Regions from separate parts of the Homo sapiens genome. Here regions 1, 3, 4, 5, 6 and 7 are each linked to region 2. Evidence: chromatin loops called from intact Hi-C (ENCODE). Cell type or tissue: heart right ventricle. All regions are shown on one strand.

Region 1 (4,000 bases), 730 kb after region 2:
TTTATATCCTTTCTAGAATTAAATTTCCACTATTTATTAGTATTGGAGAACAGCCTATTATTTGTTAAGTGACTTCCATTTCAACAACCGTTTTTCGGGAAAACCAACCTTGTCATTACACCACCCTGCTTGGCCAAAAGAGGGTCCCTGACCCAAGAGCAGCCAATCTACCACAATTTGGCCAGATCATGAGCTCTGTGTAGAAGGAAAAATGACAACTAACTGAACCTGCAAGAACCTCTTTCTAGGGAGTTTGAATTTGAGAAGTACACAGTTAGTAGTTGATAGCAAGGAAAAAGGCTTAAAGAGGACAAATAGAGCAGACAATAAGTAGAAGTCATGAGTACCTGAAACTATGAACAAGCAGTAACCATAGGGTAGATAGCAGAATGTCGGGGCAGTCAGAAGCAGTTGGAGTAGTAGAAGCTGAAATATTTACACATGCAATATGGTATCTGGGATTTGCTTCAAATTGCTTTCTCCCCAATCTAGGGTTGGGGAGGAAGATTGATACAAGTTGGCAATTCTTGCAGCTGTTGCAAAGTGCCTGACACATAATAACATATGATAGGTTCACTGAATAGGAACACAGGAATTCATTATATTCATCTCTGTACTTCTGTATGTATTTGAGATTTTCCATAACAAGAAGTTAAAAATATAGTACTTACATACACATATAACTCCAGAATCCAACCACTTCCCATCACTTCCACTGCTATCACCTTAGTATGAGCCACCATTATCTTTTTCCTGGATTACTGTTACAACTCTCTAAAAAGCCCAAGAACTTCTACCTTCCCTACTCCACCCCTTTAGTCTCTTTTTCTACACAGCAGCCAGAAGGATCCTTTAAAAATCTAAATCTGATCACATCGCTTATCTGCTCAAACTGCTGCAATGGCTTCCATTTTCACTCAGAGGAAAAAGCCAATGTTCTTACAATGACCTGTAAGACCCTATATGATCAGATGCCCTGTTACCTCTCCAACACGTGGTCCTGTTTTTCATGAAATATCTGGGGGAAGAGTGTTTCAAGCAGAGGAAACACCCTGGAGCAAAGACACCAAGGCAGTAGCAAACCTGGTAAATTTGAAGAACATAGCCTGGAAAGAGTCCCCAAATCACCCAGAGCTGACCAAAAACAAGACCAATGTTCAGGAAACACAGGCTGACTCAGCTTTCCTAAAATTTAGGAATGATGTGGTGAAAAAGAATGGGTTTTAGAATCACAGACTTGCCCAAATTCTTGTCTGCCCATTTACTGACTAAAATTCAAGTTCTGATTCTCTATTTTTCTCATTTGAAAAATGGGGAAAATGTAATGATTTTCTGAGCTTGTTGCAATTGAGGTATTATGTATAAAACATCGAGTGTAATGCCTGGCATATACCTGGTACTCAAATGTAACATAAACATGTACCCTTCTCCTCTAGAGAAAATGGGGCAAAGTATATCCTGAGTAGATGGGAAAACTCTTTTCTTAAAATACCTCTCATGGAGTCTGCGTGAGAGAGTGAGCCTTGGCCTGGTAGATGAGAATACTTAGTTCCAGTCCAGTCTGTGACATAACTAGCTGGGGACTTTGGGAGAGTCTCTTCATCTCTTTGGAATGTAGTTTAATCATCTTTAAAATGAGAGGATTGAACTAGATCTCCAAATTTTCTTTCAGTGCTAAGATTCTATGATGTCTGAATGACATTTAGTGATTCCTTCCTTTCTTAAGCAGCCTTTTTGGTGTGGGTCACAGGGGACAGGACATTAGAACAATGGAAGGTAGGATGGGAAGAGGGAAATATTTACATTATAAAGTATGGCTGGTTTCATGGGTGTATGGCTTGTGTGGGCTCAGAGGGCCCTGTGCTTGGTTTAATGCTCTTTTCTTACTGTCCTAAAATTCTCAATACTTTTTGAACAACTTCTGCATTTTCATTTTACACAGGGCCCTGAAAATTATGTGGCTTGTCCTATTTCTATGGATTGACTATTAATAAGTACAAAAGATATTTTCCTATGAGCAACTAGAGAGAATGGTAGCAAGACATCTCTAGGCACCTAAAGAAGGGTGAATGGATGGATGGAAAAGATAGTTGCCTGGGATAAAATGGAAGTGAGATAAGGTTATGTGGTGATGGGGAAGGGAAAAAGGAGGTAGATGGTCACTTCATCATTAAGAAGTGCTTCTTTACCTTTTGCTACTTGCTTTCTCTAAACTATAGTATAAGAATGCCATCTGCTGGCCAAGGATACAGACTCTTTCGGAGGTTTCCAATGCAGTGTCTTTGCCGCATTTCAGTGTCTAGGGAGTGTTCCAGAAAGGTCTGATATACCGTAGTCTACACTTTAAAATGTTAATTATTAAATGCTTCTTCAGTTCCAAACTCCACACTAAACAAAGCTAATACAAAGACTCCTCTTGAACCGATCCACTAAAACTGCTTTCATTTATTGAACAAAAAATAATTTTAAAAAAGCACTATGTGCCAGACAGCAAGTATTTAATGATGAACACTATTGGTAGAGATATTTAGGTGATTAAGAATTTCCTCAAATGGATACAAACTCTCAGGCTCATCTTGGGTCTGAATCGAAATACCAAGAATAGCATCATCATCTTCAGCATTGGATGGTCATCTAGAGTAGGGTTATACTCTCACTCAGTGGGTGCTAATATGCAGGGTGGTGTATATTGCCTTCAGGCCCGATGACCAACCTTCAAGCTATTGTCTGGAACAGATTTTACTGGAGAATTGACTGGAAAAGAAGAGTATGCAAGACAGTGGCAGAAGATGAAAGTTTGAAGCAAATGGTGGAAATCAATAGTCATGGATAAAGCATAGTGTTCCAGAGGGCTTCTCTCATCCATATATATCCTCATTGAAGATTCCATTAGAATGATGGATTGCGAGAAGTCCTCCCTGCCATGTAATCAAGATTTCCAGGAATGAAAGAGGGAGCTTAAACAATTAGTAGTTAGGACTGCTGTGAAATGAAGGAGTAGTAGAACTCTGAAGGAGGACAGGCAAGGAAGTGCTCCCTAAATGTCAGCCCAGTTTCAAAGCCACATCTCTCAGATTACAGGTAGTGTAACTGTTCTTATCAAATGATTCTGGCACACTCACTATATTCACTGGAGAAAACACCTGAAAGTCAAAGAACAGTACTCTTCCTAAACTTGAAAACAAAATGTCTTTTAGGTAAAGGAGTATATGCTCAATGCCTTCACTGGGTTTTAATTTAGAAACTTTTAAACAAGATTTTTTTTAAAAAAAGGATACTGAAGGGCATCATTGTGACACAGAACTTCCTCTCTTTAACATATACTTGGAACAGAGAAACCTCAGTAAAGATGGAGGTTATTTCACAATCCCAGTCCAGACTGAGTGTTTGTCCTGCATGTTCCCATGGCACAAAGTGTTCAACTCCAGCAATACCATTACTCTATATTCAATCTGCTTGCCTGCCTCCTCTAGTTTGTGAGCTATATGAGGGCAAGGATAGGGTCTTATATCTATACCCCACACTGTATCCCTCTAACACATAGCAAATATTAATGATTGTAATTTGGGGCATGCTGGGCAGCCCCAGCCTCAGAAAGCCAGCTTTCCCCATTCTTTCTTAAACCCAGAAGATCTACTGAGGGAATAAGTCCTTGTTGTTCTTTACAAACAGATAAACTTATTCTGAACCAGATCACCCTAGCCATATCTGATTAGGTCAAAAATGGCCACCTGACCCAAGGGCAGTCAATTTCTATACTTGAGAGCAGCCAATGATAGGAGAACTCTGTCCAAGACCAATAATTCTCATTAATTAAAACCAGGTAGGGTCTCTGTTGAGAATTTGACTTCAATACACAGAGAAAGTCATTAGCTAGTAATGATGGGCAAAAGTTAAGATACAGATGGAAAAGCAAACAACAGATGCCATGAGGTAAAAGCAGTCATGATGAGTTCTAGTAAACAAAAACCGGATAGAAGAAAAGAGGGGTGAGATAACA
Region 2 (4,000 bases):
AGAGCCAGGGAGTCAAGCTTACTCTTCTCAAGAAATAAGAGAATGATGTCAAAGTTTAGCAAAGCTTTAAGGAGATTCTAGATCTGATGGACTGAAATAGTCAAAAGTTAGTATTCCAAAGAATTAGGCCCCTGTAAAGACAGAACACAGTAAATTGAAAGAAGACCCCAGAAACCCTGAACTTCAGGGCAGGTACTTTTTCTGTTGCCCTTTAATTTCTTCCTGTCTCAATTGGACCTAACCATGAGTATGAGGAGAGTGACTGCAGCTGGGGAAAGAAATAGTGCCAAGAGCTGCAGCTGCAGAAAGTTTTGTTTTCATTTTTTTAACTTTTATAGTGTAAAATTAATATGCTCATAAGTTAATAAAATCAAACAGTACAGAATGGTACCAAGTGAAGAGTAAATTATCCACCTGTCTTCATTCCCCCACTCCCCACGTCTAATCTAGCTCCTTATTTTCAAACATGTTTTGTTCTGTTAGTGGTTATCACCATACCTTTAAGCATATGTTAATATTACTATTTTTTTTGTTGTTGTTTTTCAACTTTAGGTCACATCTATTGAAAGATGAGAAACTTAGTTCGTATTTCTTTATCCATCTACTCCTGAGTTTTTCTAGTCATATTATTTTCTTCTGGTGGTTATCTTTATAATTTTAAAGAATATGTTCAAGCTCTATATTTTGTTACATCAATTTTAGTATGTTGATTCCTTGCTATAGAAGGTACAAGAATTTGTGTCTGACATTGCTGGCCACATCTCTCTGCTACCTTAACATTCAGACTTTTGTGTTTTTTCCATTATCAATTTTAATACTAGTTAGATTCTCTTTTATAGTTATTATTGTCTTCCAGTTTCGTTGATTTGTTGACTCTACAAATTGAAATAGCATTTTCATTATCCTGATTATTGAATTACCCCTTATTGATTGATCAAATAGCATGAGTCTACCTATTAAGGGGAGAAAATGTAATCTAGTTCATTAATACTGAACGATGAATGTTCCAAGTGACAAGATAGAAAAGGAGTCCATAAACTCAATCTTCAAGCCTTCTTATGAAATTATTCATTTAGCCTATATCTTTAATATCCAAGAAATTAAACATAAAACATAAACATTTTTTACTGTGCTTGATTCTAGCCACCCATTCATTTGCTTCTTAACTATGAAGATGTTAATATTTGTTGAAAGATCAATTTTTCTTCTGTTCTCTTAATTACCTACTTTCTTCAGGAGTCACCTAGTATATCTGCTCCACTTGGACGTTCTCATTTTTGCTGTTTATTTCTTCTAAATTTTGTGAGTTTTAAAAATCTATGTGAATGATGGAAAAAAGGTGATCAATACTGGTAGCATGGTTTTCTACTGTGATACTAGGACTTTCCCTTTAATAAAAAGACAGATGCCATGGCTTGTGTACACAGAAGCTAGGAGTATGATTTAGGGTACATTTACATATTTTGTTCATCATGTATTTTTTACAGTTATTTTGACTTTTAAAACTATTGCATTAAAATATTATTTATCTAATTTAGTTAGTTTGGGGGCTCACCCTCAAAATTTTGTGTTCCAGGCTTCGTTCTTCTCACTGTAGTACCTGCCTTGAGACAGGGCCTGAAAGAGTAACCATCATTTCCAGTTATGGTCAGCAGAGGGCAGCAAAGGGCAGTGGAGTACGTGCTTGCTCTCAGGGCCTGGGCATCCTTCACTTTGTGGAGGCAAAAATCAGGAACTGGGAAGTAGAGGTCCAGATGGCCAGAATTAGAAGCGAAACTACTCACAGTGGCAGTGACCCAGGATAGAGACCAGGCTAAGCAGGGAGTGAAAAGGTTTAGTCAAAAGGGAGCCACAATTCGCAGCCCGGTATCTGCCATAGAGATGTGAGCAAGTAGACCTCAGGAGGTGAATCATCACTTGAGTTCTTTCGCAGTCCTGACTGCGACTCCCAGCGTCTCTCAAGCCCGCGGTGTGGCTCCTTAAAGTCTCAGGCATCGACTATCAACTGTGGAAGAGAATGAAAACTTCCTGTCTGAGAGTTGGTAACATGCTGCCAAGTGCTTAGGGGTTCCAGAACCAGCCATTTTGGGGAGGAGAGATTGAGTGGAGTATGAGCACCGAATACAAACGCTGAAGGATGATGACGATATTCGCATGTACATGCCAGCTAAATAATTTAGGAGCCTGCCTAAATGCGATGTGCTTTAAAATATAGTCCTGCCCCCCGAGCCAACACACATCTGGGAGGAAACAATGTTTCGTTGTGGAAACACCATGTGACTTTGGAATCAGACACACTGGACTCTCTGAATTGTTCGGTATGTGGCTCTTGGTTACTTAACTGATGGAGCCTCAGTTTCTCCATCTGTAAAAATGAAAATTCTTATCTCATAAGGCTACTTCGAGGAAATGCAAATGATGTACATGAACTACCTGGCAAAGAGCTTGGCCACCTGTAGTTGCTCGATTGACTTTACTACCTTTTCTCTCTGCCTTCCCTTTGGTCATGGAAGAATATCTGTAATATTGCTTGCTATTTTGAAATGTAAAGTCTTCCCATAAGCATAATTGACATTAGCTGAGAGATTGCTATGTTGGGTACCATAGAAAGTTTTCTATGGTATTATTTAAAATTCATAACAACCCTATGAGGTAACTTATCATCATCTCTGTCTTGCAGATGAGGACATGGAGGCTTTAATAGTATAACTGGTTTTCCCAGTGTCACATAGGTAGTGAGTAATGATCAGGGGTTCAAAACCAGGTAGTAGTTTGATTCCAGAGCTCATGCTCTTAACAGTATACAACCTCCTTTTCTATACAGACATTTTATCATCGATTAAAAATTTTAAGAGAAAAAATAGAATTAAGAAAATAGAAAAGAAAGAGGGAGAAAGAGAGAGAGGGAGAAAGAGAGAGAAAGAGAGAAAGAGGAAATAGTGTAGTTTTGTCTTTGTGATGTGCTTAAATGTTGGTATTACTGGCATAGCATCACCTTGTACTATCTCTTCTATGTGATTTTTAGGGTGAAAATTCAGTTTAAAGAAATAAATGAGAGACTGCTATGGACTGAATTGTGTCCCCCTAAATTCATATATTGACGCCCTCACCTCTCTCTCTCCCTGCCATGTAAAAATATAGTTAAAAAGTGGCTGTCTACAAGCCAGAAAGAGAGCCCCTACCAGAAACTGAAAATGCCAGCACCTTGATCTTGGACTTTAAACCTCCTGTGAGAAATAATTTTTTTCTGTGAGAAATAAACTTTTGTTGTTTAAGTAACCCAGTCTATGGGATTTGGTTATGGTGGCTTGAGCTGACTGAGACACAGACTCTGTCACTGTTATTCTATTAAGAGCTCATCTATCAAATTAAAATAAATAACAAGAATAATTTTTATTGGCTTTTTTCTCATTTTTTTCTAGTTTTTTAAATTGTTTTTTACATAACATAAATTTGCCATCATATTATTTTAAGTGTACAATCAGTAGTATTAAATACATTCATAATGTTGGGCAACCATCACCACCATCCATCTCCATAACCTTTTTCATCTTGTAAAATGGAAATGCTATTACCATTAAACAATAACCCCTCATTCTCCCCTCCCTCCAGCCCCTGGTAACCACCATGCTTCTTTTTGTAATCATAATTTTGTCTGATAGATATAGCTGATTCATGTGTTGTTTAAGTTCACTATTTCCTACCTATTTTTTGTCTGGTTGTCCTATTCATTATTGACAGTGGGATATTAAAATCTCCAACTATTATTGTAGAACTGATTATTTATCCATGCAATTTTCAGTTTTTGCTTTATGTATTTTAATTGACTGTTTTTAGATGCATGCATGTTTATACTTGTTATAACTTCTGCTGGGTTGAACCCTCTAAGTGTGCAATGTCCTTCTTTGTCTCCTCCTTTGTCTCTTGTTCTTGTCTTTTCTGATTTAAAGCTTTTTTAAAAAAATATTTGTATAGCCATCTCTTCTCGCTTCTGGTTACT
Region 3 (4,000 bases), 240 kb after region 2:
AATGAGCTACGGTCATGCCACTGCACTTTAGCCTGGGTGACAGAGAAAGATCCTGTCTCAAAAAGAAAAAGAAGATGTAGAATCAACCTAAATGTCCATTATATATATATATATATATATATTCAGCCTTGCCTTAATCACTTTGTGTTGCTATAAAGGAATACCTGAGGATGAATAATTTATAAAGAAAAGAGATTTATTTGGATCAAATGCTGCAGACTGTAGAAGAAGCACAGCACCAGCATCTGCTTCTGGTGAGAGCCTCTGGCTATTTCCAGTCATGGAGAAAGGTGAAGGGGAGCTAGCATATGCAGAGATCACATGGAAAGGAAGGAAGCAAGAGAGAGTAAGAGGGATGGTGCCAGGCTCTCTTAAACAACCAGCTCTTGTGGGAACTAATAGAGTGAGAACTGACTCGCCGCCCACCGCTCACAACCAGGAAGGGCATTAATCAATTCATGAGAGATCTGCCTCCATTAGGACTCACCTTCAAAACTGGGGATCAAATTTCAACATAAGATTTGAGAGGACAAATATCAAAGCTATAGCAAGCTTTAAAAAAGGAGGAAATCTTGCCACATACAACAGTATAGATGAACCTCGAGGACATTATGCTAAGTAAAGCTAGTCACAGAAAGGCAAATGCTACATGACTCCAATTATATGAGGTTTACAAAATAGTCAAAATTGCTGGGCATGGTGGGTACATGCCTGTAGTTCTAGCTACTCAGAAGGCTCAGGTGGGAGGATCACTTGAGGCCAGGAGTTTGAGGCTGTAGTCCCCTGTAATTGCACCCATGAATAGCCACTGTACTCCAGCCTGAGCAACATAGCAAGACCTTATCCCTAAAGTAAGTAAATAAATAGCCAAACTCACAGAAGCAGAGTAGAATGATAGTTGCCATAGACTGGGGGTTGAGAGAAATGGGGAGTTGCATTCAATGGGTATAGTTTGAATTATGCAAGATGAGAAAGTCCTAGATATCTGCTGTATGAAACTGTGCTTTTAGTTAACAATACTGTACTATACACTTAAAAACTTTTAAGAGGGTATATCTCATAGTATACATTTTTTACCACGATAAAGAAAAATACAGATGAGGCATAAAATGTGGGAAAAAAATTTTTGAAAAAGAACAAAGGCAACAAATAGAAAACAGTTACAAACATTGTAGAATTAATCCAATGATATCAGTAACCACTTAAAATGTAAATATCTACATATACCAACTAAAAAGACTATCAGGGTGGTTGAAAAAACAAGACTCAACTGTCTACAAAAAACCCATTTTAAACATGTCTTCACAGATAAACAGTAAAGGGATAAGAAAAATACACGGTGATAACACTAATCAAAAGCTAAGGTAGCTGTACTAATCACAAATTAAACTGACTTCAAAACTTTCCAGAGATAAGGAAGGACATTGCACAATAATAAAGGGATAAACTCTCCAAAAAGATAGAACAACTTTTAATGTATATGCATCTAACAAAAGCAACAAAATACGTGAGTGAGGCAAAAACTGATAGAACTTCAAGGAGAAATAGATAAATCCACTATTATAGCTGGAGCTGCAGATATTAATAAGAGCTCCCTCTATCAATAATTGACAGATCCAACAGGGAGAAATTCGATAAGGATATACTTCAACTGGACATCAATCAACTAGATTTAATTGACATTTATTGAAGGTTTCATGCAACAGCAGCAGATTATACATTTTTCTCAAGCTTGCATGTAACATGCACCAAGGTCAACCACATTCTGGGTTATAAAACACATCTTTATCTTAACAAATTAAAAAATAGAAATCATATAAAATATGCTCTCAGAGCACCTTGGAATTAAGTTAGAGATCAATAACAGTAAGATGGCTGGAAAATCCCAAAATATTTGGAGATTAAGCAATACACTTCTAAAGAATACATGGGTCAAAGAAGTCTCAAGAGAAATTTAAACATATTTTAAAGTAGAATAAAATAAAAATACAACTTATCAGAATTTGTGGAATATAGCAAAAGCAGCGCTCATAAGGAAATCTATAGCATTGAATGCATATGAAGAAAAGAAGGAAGATAAAAATTTAATCATCTAAGTTACTACCTAATGTAACTAGAGAAAGAAGACCAATGTAAGCCAGAAATCAATAAATAAACAAGACAATAATGATGTCATAATTAGGAAGATGGTGTCAATGGGCAAAAATGCCTAGAAAAGAAGTCAAAAGATGATGTCACAATTTAATAAAGACACAGCTGTTAAAAGCACAGCATTTAGAAATATGAAGGAAAACATCAGAAGAAACAGGTTAAAGAATTAGATGTGGTCCTCACAGGGAATATTTGGTGAGATGGGGGTGTGGAAAGAGAAGGATAGCAAATGGACTAGGATTTGAGTTCATAATCATAGGAGACTTTAGTCTTCTCTGTCACACTTCAATTTTTATGAGCCACTTGTAGTTATGTATTACCTAAATCATTAAATATTTAGAAAAGGACAATACTTGAAAATATGATCAACTTTGTTCAAAAACATTAAGATCAAAACAGCAAAAAGGCACTATATAGTTTTCCTTATGATACCTATAGAGATTAAAATGTTGAATAAGATCCAATGTGGATAAAACTATTAAAAAAAGGTTTATATACACCGTTTTTGAAACTTTTCAAAAAATTAATTTGCCTTAGCTTTCTAAATTTTAAGTACACTTGCTGTTATTTGTACGCATACTCCTTGAAACAGTAATACCACTTATCAAATTATCCTATAGATAGCTCATAGAAATGCTTGGTTATGTGTGAAAGAGCATTCACTGCAGCATTCCTTGTAATAAAACAGAAACAAAAATATTCTTCAACTGAAGGATTTATGAAAATCCATAATGTGGATTACTGTAGAGTCACTAAAAATAATTATACTAATCTATGTGTGTTAATAATAAAACCTGCCCAAAATATATTAACTGATTATCCAATTTCTATGAAGAAAAATATATATATTTATTATTATTATTAAGTAAAACTAAATTCCAGAAGTGTGTTTGTTAAAACTGATAGAGAAATATAAAACTAATACATGGAATGAGTCTCTGTCAATGTGGTGGCAAATAACTTTGTTTCTCATCACTGCCTTCAAAACAAAGCCCCAACATCCTCCCAGGATAATCTGAGGATGCTTCCTTAACTTTCTGGTCATTCCAGTTATAAGAACAAATCTTATTTCATTAATTACAACTCATTTTTATGTGTTACAAAGTCCAGACAAGTCCAATTGTATCCTTTATTGCCTCATGTAACAAAACTATCCCCAGCCCCATCCAACTTAGGCTCAGAGCTGGGTTTGGAGAACTGCAAGACAGTAGGTTACTGTCAGTATAATCAGCTTTCTCTCTCTCTCTCTCTCTCTCTCACACACACACACACACACACACACACACATCCCCTTTCCTTCCCTCCCTTGATTTTTCACTGCAACTTCCCTACTTGTGAATCTTCCACACTCAGTGCAACTGGAATGGAGATTAGAGGAAAAGAATGATTTCGTAGTTTCCCTACATGGCTGATGTACTGACTGATCTCTTAATTTTTCCCTTGGCCTCAGGCCCTAGTGACCTACCCACCTCACAGCTCCTCACTCCTAGGATCTCTTCTCTGGAGAAGGCAGCAACCTGGGGCAGTGTCTCATCAGGGCAGCTCAACCTCACTGCTTCCCCTTGCCTTATAGGCTCCATAAAATAGTGGGAAAGTAGACTTGCCTTTCTGTTTCTCTCTCTCTCTCTCTCTCTCTCTCTCTCTCTCTCTCTGTCTGTCTGTCTGTCTGCAGCCTCTTGAGCAGCTCCAATATTCCCTCCCACCCCCTACTTCCATGACTTCTGAAGCAACTGTCATTGACATTCTCTCTACAGCCCCTGGCCGCAGATACAAAGGATGCATTTCAAGCTCTCCCAAGAACTCTTGCAGTGCTCCATCCCTGTGTCCTCAGAAATGGCCCTGAGTCTCA
Region 4 (4,000 bases), 260 kb after region 2:
CTTTAGTACTGTATGTTTTTAGGTTATTCTTTGGTGCTTTTAAATACTAAAGAATAATATTGAGAAGAATAGGAAAGCTTTCCTGTCATTTAAATATGCAGAAAATATTATTTTTAAGCATTTAATAATTGTTACTGATGCTCTTTCTGCTATGTTCTTAATGAACTTCCTTATGGAAGTTCAAAAAAGAATTTTTTTGAAATAGGAGACAAAAGAAGTCTGGGCACAGTGGCTCGCGCCTGTAATTCCAGCACTTTGGGAGGCTGAGAGGGGATGATTGCTTGAGCCCAGGAGTTTGAGACCAGCCTGGGCAAATAGTGAAACCCCATCTCTTTAAAAAAATACAAAAGTTAGCTAGACATGGTGGTGTGTACCTGTAGTACCAGCTACTTGGGAGAATCCCTTGGGTCTGGAGGTAGAGGTTGCAGTGAGCCAAGATTGTGCCGCTGCACTCCAGCCTGGGTGACAGAGCAAGAACTTGTCTCAGAGCAAGACCTTGTCAAACAAACAAACGAACAAAAAAACACCAAAAGAAGGAAAGAAGCAACATTGCTAAATAAAAATTTATACCTTTATACCTACCTGAATTCACCGCATTCTTAAGTGGCAAAAATATCATTTCTACCTCTAGGCTTTATCCTTAACAAAAGTATGTATGAAGCTGGGAGAGCCTAAAAGCCCTCTAGGTTCATGGTACTATGATTAATCACTGGGAAAGGCCTCCCCTTCCTTAGGCACCCAGATTTGTTTAGCCTTCAGGGTAATGCACCTTAGTAACTTATAAAATGAATGAGGAATTTGCATATCCTTCATAAAGTGGTATTTGGGCTTTTGTGAATATAGGCTTGATTTCTGGCAGAACAATTTTGGGGAAAAGCTACATATGGAAGTAAAGTGTCAGAAAATTGATTCCCTTAAAACTCTTCATGTTTAGGTGTCTTGCAAAATGTTCACATCCTCCCAGGTTGGCACCACTACTCTATGCTATATTGTACCTCTCAAGATTGGGAAGGATGCTAAAAGCTTATGAAAATTATCAGTTAGTAAGTTACTGATTTACAAAAGCTCAAAAGTGCCTCAGTAAAATAATAAAATCTAGTCTTATTGTCATGGTTAGAAACAAGACATAAGGAAGATAATATGATTTAACCCAAGAAAGAGTAATAGCCTCAGACAATTTCGTATCATCCTACCATTTTTCTTAGGATTGAAGTTCTTCTGGTCCTCCATTGCTGCCCTACTTGCTCTTTCCAGGTATCCATGTACTGATGTATTTCATCTGCTGCAGCAACATACATTCCCTTAGGAACTTCTCTGTGTAGAGTGGAATCGGAGTCTGCTACAGTGATCTTTTCTAGGACATTTTCTCAACCTCCCACCCCAGGCTGAGCTCACAAAACCTAAATGTAGTAGCAGTTGTAGACTCCTCTTACTGTTTCTTTTACTACACGGTGAGAAAATGCATTAGAGAATAACAAAGAAAACTTATCTTTTTGTCACCTTGAAATTTTGAAGTCCAACTATATTCAAAGCACTATGGAAACCTTGCATAATGATTGGTTCTTTAAAACACAGTTGGATTTTAGCCTATTTGCTTTTATTGTATTGAAGAACTATTTAGCATTAGGTTGGCATGTTTCAGAGGTTCCAAATATAATTTTATAATGTTTAGTGGTAGAATCAACATTCAAAAAACTCTAAATTTGCAACTAAGATATATTGCAATTGTGTGCCACTCAAAAAAACAAACAAAAAAACCCTTAATACCTAATTAGGACACCTTGCCACCAGGTGGCAGGGGAATGCCTTCATTTCATGAACTGAACTACTTGGTAAAAACTATTGTTGCTATTTATTTCATTTATTTGCTTTTTATTGAAATCTAGGATCAATTGGAGACCAGTATTAGTGAAGTGGTAATCATTAACAATTTTAATCATTGATTGATATAAATTACTCTCTTTCCTGTATCATCATGATGTTTTGATGACGTATCAACTATAGCATCAAACATCTCCTCTAGTTTACTGGTTGATAACTTATAGTCTCTGGGGGCCTTGAAGACCCTTTCAGAGGCTTCGTAAAGTCAAGAATATTTTATCACTAATGCTAAGACATTTTTGCATTTTCATTCTCATTTTCTCATAAGTGTATGTACAGTAGAGTTTTGCAGAGGCTACATGACATGGGATAAGATGATCATACTGACACTTAAAGTAATGTATTATTATTGTATACTTGTATTTTAAATTTTTTCAGTTTTAATTTCTAACGTGGTAAATATTGATAGATATAAGCTAAACAAACAAAAATTCTTTAGGATCCCCAATAATTTTGAAGAGATTGAAGGAGTCCTGAGACCAAAATAATTTTAGAAGTACTTCTCTAAGTAGTTAGTTAACTCTAATTAAATGTATTCTCAGCAAACTAACACAGGAACAAAAACCAAACACCGCATGTTCTCACTCATAAGTGGGAGTTTAACAACGAGAACACGTGGACACATGGAGGGGAACATCACACACCGGGACCTGTCAGGGGGTGGGATCTAGGGGAGGGAGAGCATTAGGAGAAATACCTAACATAGATGACGGGTTGATGGGTGCAAGAAACCACCATGGCACATGTATACCTATGTAACAAATGTGCATGTTCTGCACATGTATCTCAGAACTTAAAGTATAATAATAAAAAAAAAGTGCATGTATTTTTCTATGTCTCCCAAGGATAGGAATTTTTATCAAATTTACCTTTGGATCCTATCCCATTGACAATTTAGCACTGACCATCATAATAGGTATTCAAAAAAGAAATGTTTGTTAAAAAACAGTACTGCTAGCTGAGAGCTATTATTAGAATAAAACAGTATTAATGCAGACTTTAAAAACAGGTATTTAAAGTTTCCTCATTAAAACTGAAAAACAAAATAATTAATTCTAATATACGTCTTCAGGTAAAAACTTAAACCATGTATAATTTAATCCCTTTGAAATTAAAATGCAATAGGACTTTGCTGATGAATATTACCTTTATATTCTACAAATTTGTATCTCCTATGCAAACTTCTGTTTTTTAAGTTAGCATATTTGATAGGGTTTGGCTCTGTGTCCCCACCCAAATCTCATCTCAAATTGTAATCCCCACATATCGAGGGAAGGACTTGTAATCCCCACGTGTCTAAGGAAAAGAGCTGCTTGGATCATGGGGGTGATTTCCCCCACACTGTTCTCATGATAGTGAGTGAATTCTCATGAGATGTGGTGGTTTTATAAGTATTTGAATGCTCTTTCTTCCTGCTTCCCTCTCCTGTCACCATGTGAAGAAGGTTCTTGCTTCTCCTTCACCTTCTGCCATGATTGCAAGTTTCCTGAGGCCTCCCCAGTCATGTGGAACTGTGAGTTAATTAAACCTCTTTCCTAAATTACCCAGTCTCATGTATTTCTTTATAGCAGTGTGAAAATGGACTAATACAGGAAATTGGTACCAACGTAGTGGGGCACTGCTATAAAAATAAGCTGAAAATGTGGAAGAGACTTTGGAACTGGGTAATGGGCAGAGTTTGGAACAGTTTGGAGGGCTCAGAAGAAGACAGGAAGATGTGGGAAAGTTCGGAACTTTCTAGAGACTTGTTGAATGGTTTTGACCAAATATTGATAGTGATGTGGGCAATGAAGCCCAGGCTGAGGTGGTCTCAAATGGAGTTAAGGAACTTGTTGGGAACTGGAGTAAAGGTGACTCTTGCTATGTTTTAGCAAAGAGACTGGTGACTGTTTGCCCCTGTCCTAGAGATCTGTGGAACTTTGAACTTGAGAGAGATGATTTAGGGATTATGGCAGAAGAAATTTTTAAGCATCAAAGCATCTAAGAGGTGACAGAACATAAGAGTTTGGAAAATTTGCAGCCTGACTGTGTGGTAGAAAAGAAAAACCCATTTTCTGGGGAGAAATTCAAGCCAGCTGCAGAAATTTGCATAAGCAACAAGGAGCCAAATGTTAATAGC
Region 5 (4,000 bases), 360 kb after region 2:
AACTCTTTTTCAAGTGAGTCCATTGAAAAGGTAATATCAATTTAATCTTACATAGTTTTTGTTTTTATAATGAAATACTCCCAAAAATCTGAGAAAATTCTTAGTTTTTTCTTTATCTGAGAACCCATTCTATAATAATAATACACTTGATCTTAGCCAAAAGGCCAAGAAGCGATCTATAGTAATAATAGACACATACTGACATATTTCTTAATTTCTGAATAAAAAACTAAAACTTGGAATAGTGAAATCAATTTTCTAAAGTCACTCAGTAAAGGACAAAAATTTTGGAGAAAAAGAGTTTCTTTTCACTTTACAAATAGTAAATCCAACTGAAGTTAAAGAATTTTTTAAAAATGTAACAAAGTTTAGTTTCTGTTTCATCCTGTGTGCAGTAAACATTAAACTCTAAAACTCAGATATATTCACTTTAATTTTCTAAAATAGATCTATCAATGTTAAATATTCAGATTGTTACACACTTGTTTGCATATCAACTTTTAAATTAAATTTTTATTACAAAGCTAATAAAAAAAGAAAAGAGGGAGCATTAACAAAAAAAAAAAAAAAGTGGTACATTCTAGTTTTCCAGTTGAAAGGAAGAGCACTTCCTTTTCTCATGACAACAGAAGCTCCCTGGATAGTTGGTTCACATCTGATTAGAATTTGTTTCTCCCTCCAGCAGAACAGTTATGTTGCTTCTCCCAGCAGCTGATTGGGTCAGTCCTCCTCAGGGTTCTCAGCTGACCCCAGGTTATTACATTCCCAAGGCTGAAGACTTTCCTTTTTTCCAGTACTTAAACTTCACTTCTCTCTTTAGACATGCAGGCTCCTTCTTCTGAGAGGTAATGTAGAAAGACTGCTGAATTATGGCTCTTTCAAACTGAACACTGATCTGTTCTCTCTCTTTCATTCCTGGGAATAAATGGAGAAAGATATGTTTAATTCCTGATGTGACTTTGACCTCTATTGTCTCAGTTAATAGAATGGACATTTGAAATTTTGCACTAAAAAAATTGTTACAGTTATTTTATTTCAGCTTTATTTCAAGAAAGCAAGCATGCCATTGTATTGAAAATTGTAAATAACATTGGAAAATAAAGGAATCATTGAACAAGAATTAAGTCACTAACCCAGTTTATTTTTAATACTATAGATATAGATTCTACAAAAGAATGACATACTTCCCTAGTTTACATAGGAATGGACTAAGATGTGTTTGGTGAGGGGTCATTTTTGTGGCTTACAACTCTGGAGGGTTATTTTTGCAGCCTGTGGAACCAGACTGGAGAAATAAAGCTGAAGGTACACTGATGTCTAAATTCCATTGATAACTTTTAAGCAAAAAATAACAGTAGAGTGAGCTGTGGAAATAGTAGTGGAAGAGAGAGGATGCTTCAAGAAAAATATTCACATAATTATTTAATATTGAGCTGATCAAACAAAATAAGATTGTGAGCCATTTTCTTCTATGGAAGAAAAAAAAAGATGTTCGCATTCTTAAATTTTCTTTTCAACTGAGTCCAAGTATGAAGAGACTAAGGCTGGCTGAATCTTCCAGTAATTCTCCTTCGGAGAAAGCTTCAGTGAGGAATTAAGAAAACCAATATTAGGGAAAGGAAGCTATTTTGATAGGAATGTGGAAAGCTAGGGAGAAGGAGACAAGAATATAAAACAAAGTCAAAAAGGGAAATACTTCCAAAAATCTAAATTTCTTCTCCTTTGCTAGCCATTTCCACCTCTGACTCAACTCTGACAAATTAAATGCAGTGGTTTTTAACCAAGCATAAGCATTGGAACTACTCATGGAGCTCTGGCACCACACAGCTGCCACGATGTCACCCTAGGCTTTCTAAATCAGAATCTCTGGAGGTGGGGCATGGGCATGGGTCATTTTAAAATAAGTTCCATCAGTTGTTCTGAAGCATACTACTTTTCTAGTGTAATCCCCATTTACCCCAGGCCTCACCACCCTGTGTTTACAAACAGAACCACAATACAGCATAGCTCAATCTCATGGCCCTATGTATAATTGCAGAGTCTCATTTATATATTTCTGTAGTCCCCAGATAGATAGAACAGAGTTGGCAAGAACTCCTCCCAGATCTTTCTGCCTGGCATCCCTTGTTGAGGGCTAGCAGAAACACTTGAGAATGGTTCTGAACATTAGCTCCCTGTTCATAGTACCAACACCTATCCTGGTGCAAACCTAAAGTGCAAACCCTCAAGTTGAAACAACATTTATCACTTCAGAACCAGGCTGTATTATCCCCAGATACGGTGAAAATGGTGCTCTTCCCTAACCTGTATCCTGCTTCATCCCTTTAGCCCCTAAGCCACATGATAGGTGACTCCATGCCTGGGAAAACGGAATCTTCAGTGTCCTCCTGTAGCCCCTGCCTCCATCAGGGTTCAGACTGAGACCATGAGACCCATCAGTAAAGGAGAGAGCCTCTTGTCCGTTCATATCCCTTTCCATCTCTACCCCCACACACCCTTTTATTTGAAGACACTTTCCTACTTATGTAAATTATTTCACACAAATCACCTCTTTGAGCTTTTAGCTGCACCTTTTTATCAAACACACACCAAAATTTAAAAATCCCAGTTTAAACTCAGGTGATATCCTTATTACACATTATTCTTCTAAAATAATACCCTTTCTTTCAATGTACCAAAATCTAGCTAAGTCTAAGGGGATCACATATGTCAGGTTCAAGCCCCAGCTGAGGTCTGAGGGGAGTAGGTAGATGGGGCACAGTGAGCTAGAAGAACACTCAAGAGACAGCAGGTAGATGAGACATGGCTTTATTCAGCAGCTCCTTCACAGTGTCAGTGTTACATTTATACACCTCACAAACCACAGTGGCTGAGAACCAGGTGATGAGCTTCTCTATGTTATGTCTACATAGCTGTGATTATATAAAACATGGGAATGTGCACCTGCACTCCAATCCTGCTGAGTCATGCAGGATGTTTACCTCTGCCTATGCCCGCCTGGCTGCAGCAAAGCCTTTTTCCTTACAACATGGTCTTAGATCAAGTGAGTTGATAAATGTCAACCTCTACAGCTATCTAGAAAATGCAGTTAGCATCTGCATTTTCAAACTCAAGGCTCAAGAACCCTTGGGATTGCCATGTGGATGAGGGGAGAAAAAAAGGGGTTGAGTGGGCATTTGATAGAATATGTATTCCCAGATCTACAATCCAAAAAATAAAACCTATTTGAAAAATTCCCTGTATCATGGCGGCAGTTCACAATCTCCTTCCCCATCCTTTGCTCCCTGCCTCATTTCCACTTCCCAAATCCTCTTGTTAGGATTTTTCATCTTTGCAAATGACTCCACCATCCAGCCAGTTCTTCCAGCCAAACACTGGTTGTCAAATGTGGCTTTCTTCTCTTTCTCCTCTCCTCTGACAACAAATCTATAACCAAGTCCAATCAGTTCTATACTCTAAATTTCTACTGATTTTCTTTCTTTCTCTTCATCTCAACTGACTCTAATCCAGGCTGACATCCTGACTTGCTGAGACTAATGCAATAAGCCACAGCTGGTTTTCTCATATCTGCATTTATACCCTGAAAATGTTTTCTCTGGTACAATCAGAGTAATTTTTAAAAATATGTGCTTCCTCTGCCCTTAAAAATCTTAAAATCTTCCTAAATTCTCTTAACATCAGAGTTTTCAACTATAAGTTGGGGATAATGATTCCTAAATTGATGTTTATTGTAAGAATTTGAAAGATTATAAAATACATGTATAGAGAATATGTATATAAAAAGCCTAATGCTGTACTTCGCTTGGCATATGTCAGAAGGTATTATGCTTATCTTTTTTCTTTCTAAGGCAGCCAAAGACATGGGACTCAATGGAGAAACAAAGTTCATTTTAGCTCTAAACTTCTATGATTCTACATTATGCAAAGAAGCTGGGATGTACCTAAATTTTAAACTTGATGTCCTTTTTTGGGGGGTTTTCCATTGGTAATAAAATTTGGA
Region 6 (4,000 bases), 250 kb after region 2:
TTGAAGTTATAGCCCAAAAGGGATGACTGGTCATTTTTTTAAAGTCTACATACAAGAACTTGCAAGAGATGATGTGAAGAAAATAGGTGAGTGCAATGGCAAAATGGAGTAAGTGGCATCTGCTTGGAGAAGATGGTCAGAAAAACTGCCTGTAAAGAGGTGATATTTCCAGCACTTTGGGAGGCCAGGGCAGGTGGATCATGAGGTCAGGAGATCGAGACCGTCCTGGCTAACACAGTGAAACCCCGTCTCTACTAAAAAATACAAAAAATTAGCCAGGCATGGTGGCGGGCGCCTGTAGTCCCAGCGACTCAGGAGGCTGAGGCAGGAGAATGATGTGAACCCGGGAGGTGGAGCTTGCAGTGAGCCAAGATCATGCCACTGCACTCCAGCCTGGGCAACAGAGCGAGACTCCATCTCAAAAAAAAGTGGGGGGGGTGATATTTGGGCCAAGCCCTATAGAATGGGAGGACAGTGTCCACCTGAAGACTCATGTCAGAGTGTCACTGGCAGGACAAGTCTCTGAGGAGGGAAAGGAGAAGCTGAAAGGAAGACAGTGAGGCTGGCCACAACCACCCCAGACAAACACAGATCTTCTCTCTGTGTTACAAAGAGTGTTACAAAGTCCACCCTTTGTAATAGTGAGCAGCAACTTTCACCTGGAGAAAAGGGTGCTGAACCACTCACACTCCTACGGCTCCATGTGGAGCCCCCTTCCTCCTACTCTCTCTTAAGCAGGGGCTCCTTTTAAATGGAAGCCCTAAATGCTGTGTTGTGGTGACACTGAAGGAAACATCCACCAAGCCCTCAGGACATGTCAGGGAACGTAAATACTGATCCATCTGCAACTCATTTCCTGACCCTTTAGAAAGTAGACCAACAGACAAACTTTCGACTGATGGCTAGTTTTTTGTTTTGTTTTGTTTTTAAATCTTGCTTATTGGTAACAGAGTCATCAAAAGTGCTATGTTTGGGCAGGGGCCTGTGGCAGTTACTTGATGAAATGCAGCAATTGACATTTATTGATTATGACATAATCAAAACACCATATAAAAGCCTTTAGAAAAACACATATGGACATGATAGTCAATAGTTGTCCAAAAAAGATGATATTGCTTATTCATAAGTTAGTATCAGTCTGAGTTGGATTTAGAGAATTTCAAAACCCTTTCTATTCCAACCGATGTATGACGTATATACTAAACATTGCTGTAGCATCTGTGCCCGATAAACTACTTCTTTGGTATCACAAGTGAAGGTAGATAATAGATATATGAAACAATTCTCAGAGTCCATTTAACTTTTCTTTTTTAACTAGAGACAGTTACTTGTAGTCTTACCAAAATGTGTTAATACAAACCCGCAGAGAAAAGTAGATAAACCATAATGATAATTACAACTGAATTTATCCATCACAATAATTCTAATGATAATTGCTAATCTTGGTGGTAATTCACCCATTGAGAAGACTCCACCAAGGCTATGCCACTTCAGGATATAACACCTGATATCAAACTTGGTGACTGAGAAGGATCTCAAAATGCATTTGAGAAGTAGAAATCAGGAAATTGTTACTTCTCTTTCTAGTCAAGTCCTCAACATCCACGTCAAGTTTTATCTTTGAATGTGAGGTGGGAGAGCATATATTTCTCTGAAAAGCTTATTAATTTCCATGGTTTTCTCTACGTGTTCTTATCTGTAAAATGGGAAGAGTTAACACATGAAAAGTAGAGCCTGCCCGTGAATGAGCATATCCACTGACAGATGACATTCTTCCAGCCACTGTTTTTCACCCTGCTTACTAATATTATTATTATCATTTATAACAAGTATTTCTGTCTATGATGGTTTTGAAAGGACTCTTACAGTGTCCCTTAATAAAAAGAGACCCATAACCTAAAACAATGACCCTATTCACATGGCATTTAAGCTAAGAGCCTAAAAGGTCATGTAGGAGATCGGTCAGTATGGTGGCAGAAATTACAGGGAAAGGGCGCAAACCTTCTGAAAGGTCAGAAGGCTCTGCATAGCTTTGGGGAAGAATAAGCTGAAGGCAGCTGTTCTCTTACCCTGAGGCAGAGGGCAAGGATTAGGTACAAGGAAGTGCAGGGGAATTTAGGTACAAGGAAGTGTAGGGGAAACAGGCTTGTTTACTTATGTTAACCAGGAACCGACCTTTGGTAATTATTTATTTCAGGTGCTTTAAATTATGCCTAATCCCTAGGATGACACAAAGCAAAGTCACCCTCGCTTTCAGGATTACAGAAAATCAAAAATTACAGTAACTTGTAAAAGGCTCAAGCTTTTAAGTAATTAAGCTAGGGTTCAAGTTCAGGCCTCACTCACTCTTAAAGCTGTGCTTTCTCTAGCTCAACAAGCATTGTCATAAGTAGTTGCCTCCTTACTTTTTCTTAATTGTGCCCTTCCTTTCCCAGACTTTATCATGGCCAAGTTCAAGCCCTTATCATGCCTCATTGAAGAATTAAAAATGGTTCCAGATTTGCCCCCTTCAAATACACCCTACACACTGCCACCAGAGTTATATAACAGCAGTGCAAATTTAACTGTGACTGCTTTTTTTATGTCAACAAATCACTTCAATTACATGCCAAGCTTTCATCCCAGCCTGTGAAGCCTCCATGACATCTGCCTGAACTTCGAGAAACCCACATCTCGTGTTTTAATTTCTGGTAATATGAAACTACATTTGGTTCCCCAGGCACACCCTATTATTCATTCTGCACTGCATTTTTGCTCTCTTTTAGTGGAATAAAAGAGAATTTTAGATACGAACATGTGTGACCAGGTTTGGGGTGGAGAAAAGGTGATGACTTCCCTGACTAAAAATCATCTCGGACACCTTCTCCTTCAGAAATGCTGGCCACCTCTTATTCCTCAAGCTGAATGAGAAGAATCTCTTTCAAACTCACAGCACCCTGTGCCTACTTCTCTTATTATTATGAAATGTTCTATGCATATATATATTTCATTTAGCTTTGTTTCTCCAGTACTTGGTAATAATAGAAATTTGGTAAAAAAAAATTGTTGAAATAAACTGAACCAACTTGCCCAAGAATAACATCTAAGAAATAGAAGAATCAGTACTTAATCTATGTGGTTAAAGATTCAATTGCATGGTCCTTCTTGAAACATAATATGGGGCAGAAGAGCTAGATCATGCCCCTTCGTAAACCTACAGTAATTGTCATCTTGGGAGCAAATAATAGAGAAATATTTGTAAACATGTTATAAACCGTTAGTATCGATATGTTGTAGATCTCTGCTAATTTCTAGTGTGGATCACTGTATTTCTGAAGTGTCTGAAATACAGCACCAAAGTTTGCATCTAAATGAAATATGTTCATACCAACAATGCCCTTTAGTAATCGTATAATTACTGCATTGCCTGGTACTGTTTACAGACATTCAGTTATTAAATACAGATTTAGATGCAAGGAAGGAAATCAGAATTTTTCTTGTTATGCTCTCTATTGAGAAGTAATTGAAGACTTAAATAGAAAACAAAGCATGAAAGACCTTCCACAAACCAAAAGTTAAACATACATTAAATGATCATTATCTTTTACCTTAAGAAAATTATGAAAATGGAGAATATTTTATCTACTGCCTATAAGGGGTGAACATATATATTAAATATTAAAAGAAAAAATTTCAAATTAACTCCTTGAGACTGACATTATCTCCTCATTGAATTTCAAATTAAAATAATTTCCCCTGTTGAAAGAAATGCCTCCCTTTCTTTCCCCGGATCCCTTCTTTCATTTGCCTCTTAGATGTGAGTGTCTCTTGGATGCAAAAGAGACTTTGGCTCTTTTAATCTCTTTTGCATTCTGTAGATTTCATCAAGGAACTTCACTTCAATTAACACTCAGAACCAGATTACTACCAAGTTCATGACTTCAACCCATTTGTCTCTTCTGTCCTCCATTCTTTTACAAAGATCTTGTAGACATTTGTAGGTGGCTATACAGGAATTACC
Region 7 (4,000 bases), 490 kb after region 2:
ATTTTTAGTAGAGTAGGGGTTTTGCCATGTTGGCCAGTCTGGTCTCAAATTCCTGGCCTCAAGTGATCCACCCACCTTGGCCTCCCAAAGTGTTGGGATTATAGGCATGAACCACCACACCTTTAATGTAATTTCAAAAGTATTTCTCTATGTTGTTAAAATTTTCACAGTTATTTTAATAATCACATAAAGTATTACTGAATGAAACATCTTTTTAAGAAGGGATTCTTTACCTGGGATTTAACAACAATCAATGTACTTAAGCGTTAAAAGCCAAAACTTGAGAATTTTCAATAAGTGTAAAAAATTTTGAAACTAATAAATCCATCAGCACCTAGAAAAAAACAAATAGTCCTCATATAATCATTCTTCCAAGAGAAAATCAGAAATTATATGAACGAAACTTTTATTTTAATTAAATGGGAAGCAGTTTTGAGGATGTCATAAAATGAGTACTTGGGTCTATTTTGTCCAAGAATAAGTAAAAATATACTACAAGTATTGGGGTCTTTTGTCAATTCCATAGCATGTATGTCTGTATCTAGATAGTTTTCATTACCTTGTCAAACTTATTTCTCAGCCTGTGTTGTCTGTTTTTAGGATTCTTTTTCTAGTGTGTTTCACATGGAGTGTGAGGAATTAGAAAAATCATCTGATACATTAACAAGGTAAAAGCACGTATTCTCTACTTGTCTTTATCACATGATATAATATTGGCTAAATAGTTATTTCATGACCAGTTTGATTTAAGAAATATAAGCTACAGATTATTTTATTGTCTCTTGTCTTTTCTCACATTTACGGTCCTAAGTCGTCCTCCATCAAGATGGAGAGACTATTGACCACAGTGACTTAAAGTTGTTACTTTGTTAAGTATTTATATTTAAATCAAAACTCATTACTAGACTATTATTTTGACAATGTGGTACAAGGAAGGGCCTTTTCTCCTATTAAAGGATTTTAGGAATTAGCAAAGGGTGGGGTGTAACTTGGAGGCAGATGGGGAATTCATTTGACTCAGAAGGTAGACCTGACTTTAAGCCTTGACTGCTGACTTGGGCATGAAGTGAGTAGTCAAGGGAGATAAACCATGGATTGTCTAACCAGAGAGTTTTCTGATGTCCTGGAATTTGGGGTTCACATGGTCATAATTGAATTGCTGACCTTTATTTCCTTCTTGGCTTTGCTGATCATGCATTGAAGATTATATCCCGTCTCCACACCTATTCTGTCCTAAGCTCCTGTGCCATTGCATTTTCTAGCAGATTTGACATTGTTTTAGTTAGTATTGAATCCTTTTGAAATGTCTGAAAATGTGCACATTAATATATATTATTTTAATTTTATGATGCTGTAATATCTTTTTTCCTTTTTGGAAAGAAGATTTTAGAAAGTTTCTAGGTAGGACATATGTAAATATTTGAATATTTTACTTTTTGGCTTGCATAAATAATGAGTTCCTATACATAAATAGAAATATAGGCATCTCTGTTTATATATTTACCTTTACCTCCATGGGACAATAGGAACATCAGTATGATAATCATATTAAAAGTCCAAAATGATGAATTATCTACATTATCTTTTAATATTTGTGCAGCAGCATATCCCTGTGTATTATATTTTAGGTATTGGCTTTTGATTTTTTTCTTATAAATTCAGCCAGGCCCTCTAATTTCTTTTAGCAGTAGCTGGACAAATCCAGTGAATTGGTGTGATAGTGACCTCTACTGGTAAATATGCATTTAAAAAAACACAAAAATGTCTTGCTATATATATATTTGTTTCTAAATACCACATTCCCTCTCTGTAGGAAAAATGGAAAGGATCTTTCCACTTATTGATTTAATGATTCCAAGACAGTCTTAGTATAAAGATATTTTTTATAAAGGTTAAATAGGTCAGTGTGATTACCTTAAAAGAGACTAATTTACATGGATCATTTTAACTGATTTATTAATTGACTTTACAATAATGAAAATCATTTCAACAGTAATAGCTTATGTTAACTAAACATTTAAAGTTAGCTTTTTTTTTTTTTTTTTTTGAGACGGAGTCTCGCTCTGTCGCCCAGGCTGGAGTGCAGTGGCGGGATCTCGGCTCACTGCAAGCTCCGCCTCCCGGGTTCACGCCATTCTCCCGCCTCAGCCTCCCAAGTAGCTGGGACTACAGGCGCCCGCCACTACGCCCGGCTAATTTTTTGTATTTTTAGTAGAGACGGGGTTTCACTGTTTTTAGCTGGGATGGTAAAGTTAGCTTTTATTATAGTGATACAGTAAAAGGCCTCTGAGATTTTTTTTATTTTAATAAAAATTAGGTAACAGGCCTAAATTTGCAGTAACTGAATTTAAAATGGTGTTTAGTAATGTTAACATTTTGAAAAAGGGCAAAACTAATATTGATACTTATTTTTCACCAGCAAATTCTTTATTTTGTTCCTAAAACTGATTATTGGTAGGATTTAGGACTCCAATTCTCATTATTAAAAACTTTGCCAATCCAAACTTTGCCATCTCTCAATTTGATGAAGTACTAGGCAATTTGATGTTAGCAGTAAGCAAATCATTCTTTTCAGGAAGTTATTTATCAATTAAAAAGTATAGCTCATTCGAGATTTTTCCAACCAATCCACTAATGACCTCATAAATTAATATACTGAAGATGGTTTTGAAATGTTAAATGTAAAACAACATATTCAGGGTGAACATTACACATAATTATTAGAAGCATATCATAAAAGGGATAAAGCATAGTAAGCTCTTGGGAGTTGAGTTGCCCAGGAATTTCCAAAGGGAGGCTCATTTCCACATGGTGGGAAGTTTTAGAGTTTTTGTGCTTCAATTCAAGAGCCACCCAATTAGAAGGAAAAAAATGAGTATAATGTTGTGCCGTTTATGTTAGCTCTTTAAGAAGTAGATATTTTAGTGCTATAATTCCATACTAATTAACTTTATGTTCATTCACAAATGCACATTTGTGTCATAAAATGATAAATACATAGAATTAATCCTTTTAGGTCACTTTCTTGGAATATACATATTAGTTTATACTTGTTATTGATTATCATATTAGAAAATATAAGTGTAATTAAATAAGTAAAGACTACTACTTTAAAAAATTGTGGATACAGTGTAGAAGAATGTAGAAGTCAGATTGATTGTATTTAAATGTAAGTATTTAAGTTGCACCACATACTGGGCTTACTAGCTGTGAGACTTCATGTAAATTATTTAATCTCTCAAAGCCTCAGTTTCTTCATCTGTAGTGGTAGTAGGATTGTACTAAGAATCAAATAAGATAATGTATATAAAATGCTTCAGAAAATTTCTGGCATTCAGTAAGTGTTAGCTATTATTTCCATGTCTCTTTGATTTTTTTTTTATTTGTCTTTGGTTTACATTACCTGCAGTGACTCCCATTTAATTCTAAAGCACAGAAATTTATCTTTTCAAGCTCCACGTACCTAATTCTCTCATCCCAACAATGCACTCATATACAGTTCATTGATACACATTGTACAAAAAGCCTTAGATGTGTGAGTTAGTCCAGGTCTTCCAAGAAACAGATGCCAAGATTAGATTAAATGTGCAGAAATTTATTAGAGAAAACACCCTGTGAGAACCAGAGGGAAGGAGCCAGGAAAGCCATCAGACCAACACGAAAGTCTGACCCAGAGTTAAGGAGAGGAAGAAGGAAGGAAAGTTGTACAGAAGTATCCTAGACAGCTGAACAGTTCTAAGGAAGGTTTGGCAAGGCTGCTGGGAAGTCCTCTAGCTGAAATTTACTGTGAGAAGAATACTGGGCCTCCCAGGATTAGGCCTACTTTAGTGTCCCTAGTGTGCTCAGTCTTTTTCTCTGGGATCAACCCTGGTAGAGGTGACCTCAGTGCAAACTTGTTGATGGCTTCCAGAGCACAGCAACTTGAGACATTGGTCAGCTACTCTTTCTACAATTGGAGCTCTGAGGCACATTCTAAAGGACACTATAATATTCCCATCAG

Evidence for each region. A loop is a pair of places that touch in the nucleus more often than their neighbours do. Peaks named below come from ENCODE experiments on the same cell type or tissue, not always from the same donor. Only the 100,000 strongest peaks of a DNase experiment are listed, where the experiment ranks them.
Region 1: it touches region 2 in a loop (13-fold over the local background); 75 of 110 quality-filtered maps call a loop at or near these places.
Region 3: it touches region 2 in a loop (2.9-fold over the local background); 10 of 110 quality-filtered maps call a loop at or near these places.
Region 4: a loop joins it to region 2, with 6 times the contacts of the local background. A loop is called at or near these places in 20 of 110 quality-filtered maps.
Region 5: it touches region 2 in a loop (11-fold over the local background); 36 of 110 quality-filtered maps call a loop at or near these places.
Region 6: a loop joins it to region 2, with 2.8 times the contacts of the local background. A loop is called at or near these places in 20 of 110 quality-filtered maps.
Region 7: a loop joins it to region 2, with 7 times the contacts of the local background. A loop is called at or near these places in 82 of 110 quality-filtered maps.

Annotation. Positions count from the first base shown.
Region 1 is chr4:119,312,792-119,316,791 of GRCh38, reverse strand. No RefSeq gene overlaps it. Among named protein-coding and RNA genes, the nearest start is that of FABP2, 7.3 kb to the left of the region's middle. In heart right ventricle, a CTCF peak has its summit at 2,239 (motif pointing left); no DNase peak of the experiment used is centred here.
Region 2 is chr4:120,047,726-120,051,725 of GRCh38, reverse strand. No RefSeq gene overlaps it. Among named protein-coding and RNA genes, the nearest start is that of MAD2L1, 17 kb to the left of the region's middle. RefSeq lists an enhancer at 1,648-2,027. In heart right ventricle, a CTCF peak has its summit at 1,647 (motif pointing right); a DNase peak (open chromatin) is centred at 1,685; H3K4me3 peaks cover 568 bases; H3K27ac peaks cover 589 bases.
Region 3 is chr4:119,802,798-119,806,797 of GRCh38, reverse strand. It overlaps LINC01365 (long intergenic non-protein coding RNA 1365), which reads left to right and starts at 2,281. Exons shown (of 4, transcript NR_174111.1): 1 at 2,281-2,346; 2 at 3,906-4,000. In heart right ventricle, no CTCF peak of the experiment used is centred here; no DNase peak of the experiment used is centred here.
Region 4 is chr4:119,783,952-119,787,951 of GRCh38, reverse strand. No RefSeq gene overlaps it. Among named protein-coding and RNA genes, the nearest start is that of LINC01365, 19 kb to the left of the region's middle. In heart right ventricle, a CTCF peak has its summit at 1,789 (motif pointing right); no DNase peak of the experiment used is centred here.
Region 5 is chr4:119,690,025-119,694,024 of GRCh38, reverse strand. It overlaps LOC105377397 (a long non-coding RNA gene), which reads right to left. Exons shown (of 3, transcript XR_939161.4): 3 at 496-915. It also overlaps the pseudogene LOC124900920. Among named protein-coding and RNA genes, the nearest start is that of PDE5A, 63 kb to the right of the region's middle. In heart right ventricle, a CTCF peak has its summit at 1,823; no DNase peak of the experiment used is centred here; H3K4me3 peaks cover 1,811 bases; H3K27ac peaks cover 3,301 bases.
Region 6 is chr4:119,792,997-119,796,996 of GRCh38, reverse strand. No RefSeq gene overlaps it. Among named protein-coding and RNA genes, the nearest start is that of LINC01365, 9.5 kb to the left of the region's middle. In heart right ventricle, no CTCF peak of the experiment used is centred here; no DNase peak of the experiment used is centred here.
Region 7 is chr4:119,556,964-119,560,963 of GRCh38, reverse strand. PDE5A (phosphodiesterase 5A) reads left to right here. Exons shown (of 21, transcript NM_001083.4): 7 at 601-668. Among named protein-coding and RNA genes, the nearest start is that of PDE5A, 70 kb to the left of the region's middle. In heart right ventricle, a CTCF peak has its summit at 1,721 (motif pointing left); no DNase peak of the experiment used is centred here.